2 separate regions of the Homo sapiens genome follow, and region 1 is linked to region 2. The links are chromatin contacts, found by Hi-C or POLR2A ChIA-PET in ENCODE. All regions are on one chromosome and are shown on one strand. The core of a region is the stretch at or near the end of the contact, and the rest is flanking DNA. Distances in the headings are between cores, read along the strand shown.

The links. Hi-C counts contacts between places; a loop is a spot of excess contacts on that map. ChIA-PET counts read pairs that join two places held with the same protein, here RNA polymerase II (POLR2A). Pooled maps may share reads with other maps.
Region 1: a loop to region 2 is called in a map of naive thymus-derived CD4-positive, alpha-beta T cell, with 16 times the contacts of the local background. The contact joins the promoter of H2AJ here to the enhancer-like site in region 2. A Hi-C loop is called at or near these places in 1 of 168 maps with a recorded cell type or tissue (naive thymus-derived CD4-positive, alpha-beta T cell) and 7 of 50 pooled maps. POLR2A ChIA-PET finds 5 or more read pairs at or near these places in 1 of 52 experiments (AG04449).

The regions. Positions count from the first base shown.
Region 1 is chr12:14,770,399-14,776,659 of GRCh38, reverse strand. H2AJ (H2A.J histone) reads right to left here and starts at 2,255. Exons shown (of 1, transcript NM_177925.5): 1 at 1,636-2,255. The coding sequence starts at 2,189. The coding sequence ends at 1,800. It overlaps H4C16 (H4 histone 16), which reads left to right and starts at 5,529. Exons shown (of 1, transcript NM_175054.2): 1 at 5,529-5,940. The coding sequence starts at 5,576. The coding sequence ends at 5,887. It overlaps LOC105369669, which reads left to right and starts at 6,003. Exons shown (of 3, transcript XM_047429947.1): 1 at 6,003-6,261. RefSeq lists enhancers at 1,145-1,294, 1,001-1,917, 1,805-1,964, 1,975-2,304, 2,495-2,704 and 3 more.
Region 2 is chr12:8,023,136-8,029,354 of GRCh38, reverse strand. No RefSeq gene overlaps it. Among named protein-coding and RNA genes, the nearest start is that of FOXJ2, 6.5 kb to the left of the region's middle. RefSeq lists an enhancer at 2,350-2,539. Within about 2 kb of position 2,219, at least 41 of the 41 ENCODE cell types and tissues checked have a DNase peak (open chromatin) inside an H3K27ac peak, as active enhancers do.

The sequences.
Region 1 (6,261 bases), core at 1,006-3,505, 6.7 Mb before region 2:
CCATACCCCCATTGAACATGGTACTTTTTTCCATTTATTGTCTAATATGTGGCACACAGTAAATGAACAATCTCAATCCTTAAAACAGGTGTTATGACTTTTACATATGACAAAACCACAGAGTAAATAGCAGAACATCTCGAACCTGCCCAATAATTTGCCTCCTAACAGAGGTGTGTACGGCCTGACCTTTGTACACCTCAAAAATGGCAACATGGGAGAAGTAATTCCATCATTCATCCACACACAGCAGAGAGGTACAAGTACTAACAGAAGCTGATCTCTCATATTAACGTATGTATTTGTTCCTTGTCCCGTCTTCAGGAACCAATAAAAATAAAGTGAGCTCCGAGAGAGTGGAAATCTGGTTGGCCTCATTCACAGCTCTACTCCTATCACTTTGTACAGAGCCTGGCATAGACAGCTGTTCAATAAATACTGGGGACAAAATAAAGTCCATGTGGGAAAATGGGCCAGCCGCTACCAAGGATGAAGACATACAATATATACATATATTTTTGGGGAAGACTTCAATTCCGACTCACAGGAAAGATGAATCCAAAGATGTGAAATCTGTACTGGGATCTTTTTTGTGGGGTCTGTGAGCCAGGATGAAATTTGCTGAGGATGAAATAAATAGGAGTGTCAATTAAGGGCAGAAGATGATTACTAGTGTTAACTTTTCAATGTGGATTCCTGGTCTGAAATGTGTTTCCCCCTGCACTTACATATTTGGTCCTATCTTTCCTTACATGTTTATTAAAGCAATATTGTGCCATTAGGCAATGCAACTCCCAAAGACATTACTGGAATGAGGTCATTGCTTCAGGCTAGTGGGAGAATATAAGAGAGTTCAAACAGGTTATTTGTTGGGTAAGAACCCCTAAAAGCAAGAGGTTTTTGTTTTGTTTGAAAGCAAAGTCAAACCGATTCTCAAAGTGAATATGATATGATGAAGACAGGATCATTATGAAGCTAGAAACTTGACAACATCACTTTAAAAGCTCAAGCATATGTAACCCACGACTAAAGGCGCTGCAATGTTATGCAATATGACTGTCAGGGGAACGAATTTCCAACCTCATGACTCACTTATTGAACGTTTCCTTCATTAAAAAAAAAATATGAACATAAAAGTGCTATATAAAGATATCTGATATCCAAAGCATGAAAGCACAGCAGCTACTAGGCTAGGAAGAATCTCAAGTTGACATCGTGCCATCAGAGCCACCCTTCCAAGACGGAAAGTTACTCCACTTTTTGAAAAATATGGCCGCAGACACTTCCTGCCCCGAGCTCAGCTCGATCCGACGGTATCTTCCCAGAACTTGGTCCTGAGTGCTCACAAACTGGCAGGAGAGCGAAGGCTCTGTGAAAGGGAAGTAAAAATAATTCCGAAGGAGGCCTCACCGCACCGACTCTGCCTCCCCTTTGCCCTACTGACAGCGAGGTGGCTTCCACCCTGCCCACCTCCAGGCCACCCTCCCCTGACGCCTCGAGGGTGACCTGCGGACTAAAGCCGTCCAGAGTGGCTCAAGCCCACCCACCAGTGCCTGCTCCAGGGGTTTCCCGGTCGCCCCCCTCCCCTGGGGCCATCCGACATGTCCCCGCGACTACACAGCTCTCTCGACCAAACGATTTTCACCAACTTTATTGGCTCCCGCCGGGACCCTCGCCGCCCACCTCCCCGCTAGATGTCACCGGCCCTCCATGACATCCAGCACATTCAAAAGCATTGCGGGACGACCATGAAAAGGGCCTTTGCTGGGGGAGCCAGCTCCCTGAGGGCGGCGTCAGGGTCATTTGCTCTTCGTCTTCTGACTCTCCGTCTTCTTGGGCAGCAGCACGGCCTGGATGTTGGGCAGGACGCCGCCCTGAGCGATGGTCACTTTGCCCAGCAGCTTGTTTAACTCCTCGTCGTTGCGGATGGCGAGCTGCAGGTGGCGGGGAATTATCCTGGTCTTCTTGTTGTCACGCGCGGCGTTGCCAGCCAGCTCCAGGATCTCCGCCGTAAGGTACTCCAACACCGCCGCCAGGTACACCGGCGCCCCGGCGCCCACTCGCTCCGCGTAGTTCCCTTTGCGCAGCAGTCTGTGCACTCGGCCCACCGGGAACTGCAGGCCCGCGCGGGAGGAGCGGGATTTGGCCTTTGCTCGCACTTTGCCGCCCTGTTTCCCGCGACCGGACATGATCACCTCTCGCCTACAACTCCAGAGACGGAGACAAACCGCTCTCGGCGTCCGGTACCGGAATGCAACGTACCGCACCCGAACTGCCTCTACAAACTCTTTACGGCCGCGCGGCAGCCCCTTTCCATTGGCTCTGGTGACCAATGACAGGCAGGCTCCGCTCCCAACTAGCGCTCTGGAAGAGAGACCGCCTCCTCCAGCTCTCTCCAATCAATAGAGCAATCTCCGAATCCTCATTTACATAGCCGCTCACATAAATAACGAGGCCAGCCGGCTCAGTCTTTGGGGACCCAGATGAATTTAGCGGTTACGGGTTTTCCACGACCACGCTCGCTTCCAAGCACATAAACTCGTAGGAAATAAGAAAACATGGTTGGAAACAGAAAACAATCCAGAAGAAGAGCTACAGGGGTTGTCCGTAGACGTTGCTATGCTAAGTGGATGTTCTCATATAATACACCGTACTACTCAGGTAGGTTTCTGTCTCCGCAGCCCGTGCTGCTTAGGCGAAACAACAGCCTGTCCGCGGAATTCTGCCTGCCCAGGACAGGGTCCGTGGACTGTTTCTTATACAAGCGCCTTGCCTCCAGCTAGCTACCCAACAGTGTAGAGACCACCCTGGTCTCCCCGCAGGGTCCTGCGGCTCACAGCCAGCCAATCGTTCACTTTTGAGTCTGAAGCTAGAGTGATGACCAGACGTGAATGCTTCCTGTGCTGACGGGAGGAACAAGCTCGCCTAGCCAAAATATCTTTTGTCTTTGAGGCTATGGGCCTGCAAAGAGCCACTAGGTTTTATTGGAGAGGCCAAAGTCTTGGCCTTGGCTTGCTCCCCGCAAGCCAGGGCGCCACAGATCAGCGGATCGGGTCCTCTGCGAAGACGTGGAGGTCCCCCGGGTCTCTTTGTAAATGAGTCCAGAGACTAAAGTCAGAATGGCAGCTTATTCTTATATACCTGAATTGTGGACCCATGCTTTTTGAAACAAAAAGAGTGTTTCAAGTGTTTTGTTTTAATTAAAAATTACTTTCTCCTAATTCATCGAGGTCATTTCATTTTTACCTGAACATTTTCAGTAACACAGTTAACACCGATACGTGATGTAATGTTGAACGCTTGCTTTTTAAAATAAACATTTTATGTGGATTCATTTACATTTAAAGTAAAGCAAATTTACCTTCTCACTATCCGAATAAAGATTTGACTTCATTGAAATAACATTTTCAAATATTTATGTATATGTCATTACTGCCTAGAACAATGATGAACCCATACTGGGGACTCAATAAATGTCTTCAGAGCTATTGTCATGGTTTAGGCGGTCTTTCCGGAGCCAGTCTGCCTCAGCCTAAATCCTGGCTTTACCACTGAGCAGTGACCTTTGATAAGTTATTTGACTCCTCTACCTGTATCAAAGTGTTTTGAAAATTAAATACGTTAGTAAGCATCCAATAACTCTTAGATATACCAAATAAATGGGCATACAAATCTCTGATGCAGTTTTTAACGAGATGTTCCTGGAATGAGTTCTGTAAACTAGCTTAAATTTTTGCCTGTATCTTGGGGAATTTTCAAGAGTTTTTAAAAGTATTACTATTTTAGACACGATTTTTTTTCTTTTATTCCAATAAGCAAGAGATTTCTAATTTGAAAATGTTCTAGTCTTGATTTCTTAGAAAGCTTAACTATAAGTAAGTCAACCGATTTTACCATTACAATAATTTTTTTTTTTTTTTTTTGAGACGGAGTCTCGCTCTGTCGCCCAGGCTGGAGTGCAGTGGCGCGATCTCGGCTCACTGCAAGCTCCGTCTCCCGGGTTCACGCCATTCTCCTGCCTCAGCCTCCCGAGTAGCTGGGACTACAGGCGCCCGCCACCACGCCCGGCTAATTTTTATGTATTTTTAGTAGAGATGGGGTTTCACCATGTTAGTCAGGATGGTCTCGATCTCCTGACCTCGTAATCCGCCCTCCTCGGCCTCCCAGAGCGCTGGGATTACAGGCGTGAGCCACCGCGCCCGGCCCCATTACAATAATTCTTATCTCTTCAAGATCTGATAGACTTTTCCTCTTCCCTCTGAGTCAAATATTAAAATCATGAGTGAAGTTCGACCATTCAGGACTTTTTCCAGCCATTCAAGACAGTGTTCCAACTCTTTTATCTTTAACAAAAAGTAAAAGAAAAATAAATACCTTTTGGGTTATGAAGATGGGCATGGATTGAAACAAATGTAAACTATAGGCATTTATAAATATAACAAAATTTTACCATAAAGTCTTCCTGCTGTAAAGGCTTATCTTCAAGACCAGGGACAAAGAAGCCCCACTTACTAAAATTCATTGCTCAGAATCCTAATTAACTACCTGGGAAAGACTTATGACTCATCCTCTAAATAACAGCTGCTTTTTAACACAGTAAAACCTTTAGAGAAGACAGGGTCCTGACACCTTTGAAGAGCGGTGACACCTTACAGAAACTTTCGTTTTTGTTCAGGGATTCTCTTGAGAAAGGAAGGGATTCAGAACCTCCTGAGGGGATTTGCAGTAGAAATCATTATTCCAAGTCATGATTGTGGCATCCATTGTTTTACAAGAACTTTGAATTTTTAAGTGGAAAATGTGAGATGAGAACCTGAGATTTGAATGACATAAGACATTGACAATATTTCAACTAAATAACCACAGGAAGTTACTTGGTTGAAAAGCACACAGGCTCTTGCAGGGCAGGAAAACCTGCAAATTGCGCAGAAGCAGCTGAAAGGGGAATGGCGGGGGTCGGGGGGAGGTGGGGGTGGAGTGTAGGTGGGGGACGGGAAGCTGCACTTTCTTTTTTCAATTGAAAGAATTTTAATTATCTGCAGGGCCGTAAAAGAGAAAAAAGTCCTCTCCCCCTACTATGTCTTCAGAAGACCCACGTGTGAAAAATTTTAAATTTTAAGTAATTGCTTTGAAATCTCGGATGTAAAGCTTTTCAGGTTTTTATAGAGTTTCATAGTAAGTCAGGAATTCCGTTTGAAAAAACAGAAGGAGGGAGGGACAGAACAAGGAACGTGCATAGGATCTGGCCTACTTTTATTTAAGCGCTGAGAAAAGGCAATATAAATTCTTTTAGCTCATACTGTTTTAACTTTAAAACGTATCACCATGAACCTTTCTCCAAACATCAGAAAAAATTTTCCCAAAAGAGCAAACAACAAAAAAATCAGGCTGGTTTCGCTGACTGCTTCCTGGACTTAACAACTATAGCATGTCTCCAGAGGTGGGGCCTAGAGCTCCGCCCACTTTTTTGATGTTTTCAAACAGGTCCGCATCGAGAGACTATAAGCCCTGGTCTGCGACTGGCAATCACAGTGGGCAGCCCGATTTTCTGCTGAGTAGGCGCTGTGATTTCAGAATGTCTGGGCGAGGTAAAGGTGGCAAGGGGCTGGGTAAGGGAGGCGCCAAGCGCCACCGGAAGGTGCTGCGGGACAATATCCAAGGCATTACAAAGCCGGCGATTCGCCGTCTCGCCCGACGTGGGGGCGTCAAGCGCATTTCTGGTCTCATCTACGAGGAGACCCGGGGAGTCCTCAAAGTCTTCCTGGAGAACGTGATCCGTGACGCGGTGACTTACACGGAGCACGCCAAGCGCAAGACCGTCACGGCCATGGATGTGGTGTACGCGCTGAAACGCCAGGGTCGCACCCTTTATGGTTTCGGCGGTTGAGCTGTCCCCACAGCTTCTCTACAGACTCCAAAAGGCCCTTTTCAGGGCCCCCAAACTGTCACAGAAAGAGCTGTTAACACTTCCTAGATAACGGGTAAATATCAACCCTTTGATGTCGCCTTCCGGATACCGGAAATGGGATATTCGCGGCCCGAGCATCTGCTCGGGATTAGACTTGGCGGGCACGGGGAGAACTAGACCTCAAGGAGGGGGTTCCGCCTGTGCTTAGGTACGACCCTGGAGGTGCCGCGCAACGCAGTAGTGACCTCCCAAAATCCAGACACCGGATTTTGTTTAGAAGAGTGCTTGTACAAAGCCCTAGTGTTAGAACTGGTCATGGTCTTCTAAGCGGCCGAGTCGTTGGCCCATAAGCA
Region 2 (6,219 bases), core at 970-3,469:
ACATGTAATATATTTAGTTAAATGCCTGAAGGAGGAAGGACCTAGAGACTGAGAGGCTTATCAACCAAATGCAATATATGTGGACCAAGAGACATGTCCATCAAATACAATATGTAGACCTTTTGAGGGATCCTGATTAAAACAAAGCAACTGGAAAAAATATTATGAGACAACTGGTAAAATTCCAATACTGAGGGCGATATCAAACAATTATTGTATACTTTAGGTGCTAATGGAATTACCATTTTATGAATATTTATGAATACTAAAGTATTTAGACATGAAATGCCTGAAATTTGCTTCAAAATAATCAAGTAATGGGGGAGAGGAGTACAGATGATAGATGAAAGATTGAACGAATGTTGCTTTTTACAACAGTTTTTTTAAAATGCTATTCTCTGGGCCAGACGTGGTGGCTCATGCCTGTAATCCCAGCACTTTGGGAGGCCAAGGCAGGTGGATCACCTGAGGTCAGGAGTTCAAGACCACCCTGACCAACATGGAGAAACCCCGTCTCTACAAAAATATGAAAATTAGTTGGGCATGATAGCAGGTGCCTGCAATCCCAGCTACTCGGGAGGCTGAGGCAGGAGAATTGCTTGAACCCGGGAGGCGGAGGTTGCAGTGAGCTGAGATCGTGCCATTGCACTCCAGCCTGAGTGACAGAATGAGACTGTCTCAAAAAAAAAAAAATCTTATTTTCTCTACTTTTGTGTGTGTTTGAATTATTACAAGATAAACAATTTTTTAAAAAGTACTGTTTAGCCGAGCGTGGTGGTTCACACCTGTAATCCCAACACTGGGAGTCTGAGGCGGGCGGATCACGAGGTCAGGAGTTCGAGACTAGCCTGGCCAATATGGTGATACCCCTGTCTTCACTAAAAATGCAAAAATTAGTCGGGTGTGGCGGCACGCACCTGTAGCTCCAGCTACTCGGGTGGCTGAGGAAGAAGAATCGCTTGAGCCTGGGAGGCAGAGGTTGCAGTAAGCCAAGATCGCGCTACTGCACTCCAGCCTGGGCGACAGATCGGAGACTCCATCTCAAAAAATAAAAATTAAATTTAAAGTACTGTTTAAAAATGCTGGAACATAGCTAGGACTATGTTTACTATTATTATATGCTTTGTATGTGTAATACTACCTAATGTCTGTTTACACCTTTCAGATTACAATGTTTTCATTTACACTAGGTCTTTTAGGATTGACACTAAACCTACGAGGTGGGGAAATGTTATTCCCATTTACAAATGAGACAACTGAACCACAGCCAAGACCGCATCTCCACTCTTCCAGATTCCTGGGGACCTGTGATCAACGGAGTAGGGGGTAGCCTGCCGCCACTAGACACAGAGTTCTGACCTCTTTTAATGACTCTAGTCAGGTCTATTAGAGAGAAACTAAACCAACATAGAAACGATTCATTTAGTAATATTTATCAGACAAAATATGAGCTTACATTTGCACCATCAGAAAAATTCTAACTGCTACTTTAAAAGATAATGGGGTCACCATTGACTCTATGGGAATTGAAAAAATAAAAAGTAATGGGGGGAATAGAACGCAAGATATTAAATCATAAAGGTGAAGTTATCTGTATAGTTTGTATTTCCTTTACATAACTGTTTATTATTTACAGTTTTCTACGTTAACTTTCCTTTTTTTTTTTTTTTTTTTTTTGAGACGGAGTTTTCGCTCTTGTCGCCCAGGCTGGAGTGCGGTGGCACGATCTCGACTCACTGCAAGCTCCGCCTCCCGGGTTCACGCCATTCTCCTGCCTCAGCCTCCCGAGTAGCTGGGACTACAGGCGCCTGCCACCACGCCCGGCTAATTTTTTGTATTTTTAGTAGAGACGGGTTTTCACCGTGTTAGCCAGGGTGGTCTCGATCTCCTGACCTCGTGATCCGCCCGTCTTGGCCTCCCAAAGTGCTGGGATTACAGGCGTGAGCCACCGCGCCCAGCTTTTCTACGTTATTTTTCTATCCTCTTCCCAGCCTGTTTGATTTCCACTCCCCTAAAAATTAGACTGGAGCCAGGGAACAAGAGATGAAAAACTGGGAGGCGAGGTTGGGAAGCAGGGGCCGGCACATCCCAGCGGTAGAGGCCCAGCAGCCCAACATTCCTGTTCCACCTTAAGAAGCTTTCGCCTCTGCCCAAGACGAGCAAGCACTCGGCTCCTCCCACCCCCGTGTCAGCTCCGGCCCGGGAACGTGGGCTAGGCAGGAAAGACGCACTGAATGGAAAGGTTGGCGCCAGAGGCAGCAGGTCTCTCCTGCCCCCTACTCCACCGGCGCGGGGAGGAGCGTGTGAAGCACGGGCCATTGGGGTTGGGTTCCTTTCTGGAGGACCTCAGGGATAAGGACACGTCCTACTGAAACTGGGGGCCGGGTACGTGGGCCATGGGGCCCATCTTGGGGTGGGGTCTTGGGGAGACAGAACTGGCACAGGAGATACACAGCACGCCGCGATCGTTAGCAAAAGTCGTAAGTTTCCCTCGTTCCGGACGCACCTCTTCAAATCATTTCCAAAAGAGGTGGCAAGTTTTCCATCCTCCGCCCCAATTCTTCATCTTCCTCTTAATTGGCTGGGGTTCGGGTAGGCCCGGCCCAAGATCGCTTGTTGATTGGCTGCGTTGGTAATCTATCACAGGATGACGCACGCGAGGGGTGGTATTTGGGGGAGGAAGTGAGGATTATTTTGGTACCTCCTACCCCAACTACTGATTGGCTGAGATTTGCAGTGATGTAAAACAAGACATAAAAATGTCCACTAAAGGGAAGGGTCTGTTTGCCATTCTCTCTGGGCCGGGGGGACTCTGTTAATGTAGAGAAGGACCAAACTGATTGAAACACGGAAATGAGTTTAGAAAGGAACTGAAGGAAAACGAGGGAAATCCGCGACACCTTCGTTGCCTTCAAACAAGGTCATTTCCTGCACGGGATCGATGGTTTCCTGTTTACTGCCTCCGAAGTCTGCGTGTACACTGGCTTTCTGGAATCTGCATGATAATTAAATTCTTATGAGCCTTTGGTCCCAGACTTCCCATTTGTTTACGTTACATAAGAGAATGAATGACACGGAGGAAAGGAAAAGGGTTTCACCCTGCCTTTAGACAAGGACAGGGAAAACTAAGTTTCTCTAATATTAGAAAGCTGAAGACTGACCCTGGATCACAGTATTCAAGCAGTTGGGTTAGAAACCATTCGTATAATAGTTGGAGAGAGTAGATGCAGGTGAAAAGAACTGTAAAGATTTCTCTGAATGAAGGGCATTAATCACATACAGAAGCCTTCCTCGTTAGAGAACTACATCTTTTTTTATTTTTTTTATTCATTTTTTTTCTTTAGACAGGGTCTCGGTCCATCACCCAGGCTGAAGCGTGATTTCGGCTCACTGCACTCTCCGGGATTCAAACGATTCTCCTGCCTCAGACTCCCGAGTAGCTGGGACTACAGGCGCCCGCCACCACGCCCAGCTAATGTTTTTTGTATTTTTAGTAGAGACGGGGTTTCACCATGTTGGCCAGGCTGGTCTCGAACTTCTGACCTCAAATGATCCGCCCACCGCAGCCTTCCAAAATGTTGGGATTACAGGCGTGAGCCACCGCGCCTTGCTGAGAACTACATCTTATCTCTGGTGCCCGGCAGTGTCGGATACATAGTAGGTAGTCAACTGATGATGTGAACCAAACCAGAGGGAGAAGACTTTTATAAAGTACACTGCTGGGCACGGTGGCTCACGCCTGTAATCCTAGCACTTTGAGAGGCCAAGGCGGGCGGATCACCTGAGGTCAGGATTTCGAGACCAGCCTGTCCAACATGGTGAAACCCAGTCTCTGCTAAAAAATGCAAAAATTAGCCGGAAATCGCTTAAACTAGGGAGGCGAGGTTGCGGTGAGCCGAGATGTTGCCACTGCATTCCAGCCTGGGCAACACAGCGAGACTCCGTCTCATAAATAAAAAAATAATGCTGGAAAAATCCTAAAAATGCGAGACTTGAAGTAGATCTGCTTCACAAACCTACCTGAGATGCTACTTCACAAACCTACCTGAGATGCTACTTCCATGAGAAAATGCTGTTTTCCTCCTAACACCTTGAGGCCTTTAAAATTTGAAAGCAGATTTCCCCTCAACCTACCTTCCTGGAAAAATTGAAAAGATAGGTGGGATTAGTGAAAAGATGTCCTCTACATTCAGTGAATGGAACATAAAGTGTTTATCCTACAATCTGAGGCAAGAGACTAGGAAGAAATTATTTGAGAGCTTGAGAGGTATCATCTATACTATGTTAGTTATGGAATCATTTGCTTCCTTAGCATGATGTACACTTTTTTTCTAGTCCGGAGTTTTTCTTTCCTTTTTTTTTTAAGACAGAGTCTTGCTCTGTCTGGAGTGCAGTGGCGTGATCTTGGCTCACTGCAACCTCTGCCTCCTGGCTTCAAGCGATTCTCCTGCCTCAGCCTCCCAAGTAGCTGGGACTACAGGTATGCCACCACACCCAACTAATTTTTTTGTATCTTTAGTAGAGGCGGGTGTTCACCATGTTGGCCAGGATAGTCTCGATCTCTTGACCTCGTGATCCACCCTCCTCGGCCTCCCAAAGTGCTGGGATAACAGGCATGAACCCCTGCACCCAGCCTAGTCCAGAGTTTTTCTTATACTTAGAGCTCAGCGATGCTTTAACATTGTCTAAAAACTGCTCTAAACTTGAGGACAAGAATTTCCCTTTCATATTATAACTATCCCTACCACAAGACTCTGCGGGGGCTATTGGTCAAGATTCTGCAACGGTATTTTCTGCTTATCAAAAGAGATCCTATCTTACGATTCTCTAGGGTCTTCTAGGTCAGGTGGTTTACAAAAGAGTATATACAATACTGGCTCTTTAGTATCATTGTGGCGATAGTTTAGGAACAAGGAAAGGAGCAGGAGGCAGCTATATTTGCAATAACAAAAATGCCATGGAAAAATTATTACTGGGCTGTAAATAATTCTGGCATAATAAAGTGTATATTACCTATGCCAAAAGAGAGGGGAGATGTTAATATTTTCAAGAATTGTGTTTGAGGGAAAAGTGCCCTTTGTTCCTAGTGATATTAAATAAATCATGAAAAACATACAAAAAATTATTTTTAGGCTAATAATTCATACACTTACAGCACTGTCACTTTCCCCCTGATGATGGGCAATAAGCAAAAGCAGAAATTTTTTTTAGCAAGGGGAACCTAGAGCCCAACACCAAGTCTGAAGAAGGAAAGAACTGGTATTGTCCTAACCATAGATCTAAGCCCTCCAATTTGTAAAGGGGTGGTACCTTGATTGGTAAGAACATGACATACTGAGTTACATAGAACCTGAGGCCTTAGAAAAATCCTCAATTCATGATTCCTCCTGAAGCCTGGCTGCCTGCCCTTCTTAAACAATAGTAATCATGAGTTTCTTTCATCCCTGGAAGCCCAAGAAACAAACACCAGGCCTCAAAAGACCAGGGATGAAAGCACTGGGTTGCATTGCCTTTGGCATTTATGGAAAGAAGAAAAAGAAGAAAAGGGCAGTGGGCTACTGCTCAATCAGGTATTAGATCTGTCAGGGCTGGCTGCAGTAACTAGAAACCACTTAAGTAGGAAAGGCTTTAATACTGGGGCTTAATGTGCTTACAAAATCGTTGGAAGTACTGGAGAAAGGGGGTTTCTGCTGTATATCAGAAATGGCTCCAAGAATGAGGCTGCTAAATTCACCCACCAGGAAAGCTTTAGAAAGATGAGAAATCAAGACTGTATTGCTGCAGCTGTTGAGTTCAGGAACACATGCCCCTGTACTGACATGAGTATGGAAAGAAAAAAAATTAAAAATAAAGAAAAAAAGGAGAACTTACTGCCCTAGTTGTGATCAAGGAATTGGGCAGCTACTGTTGCTAACACAGCCTCAGCACCTTTCAACAGCCATGAAACGCCGGGCACAGTGGCTCACACCTGTAATCCCAGCACTTTGGGAGGCCGAGGCAGGTGGATCACCTGAGGTCAGGAGTTCGAGACCAGCCTGGCCAACATGGTAAAACCCCATCTCCACTAAAAATACAAAAATTAGCCGGGTGTGGTGGCGGGCACCTGTAATCCCAGCTACTTGGGAGGCTGAGGCAGGAGAATCGCTTGAACCTGGGAGGCAGAGGTTACAGTGAGCTGAGATCGTGTCACTGCACTCCACACTCCAGCCTGGGTGACAA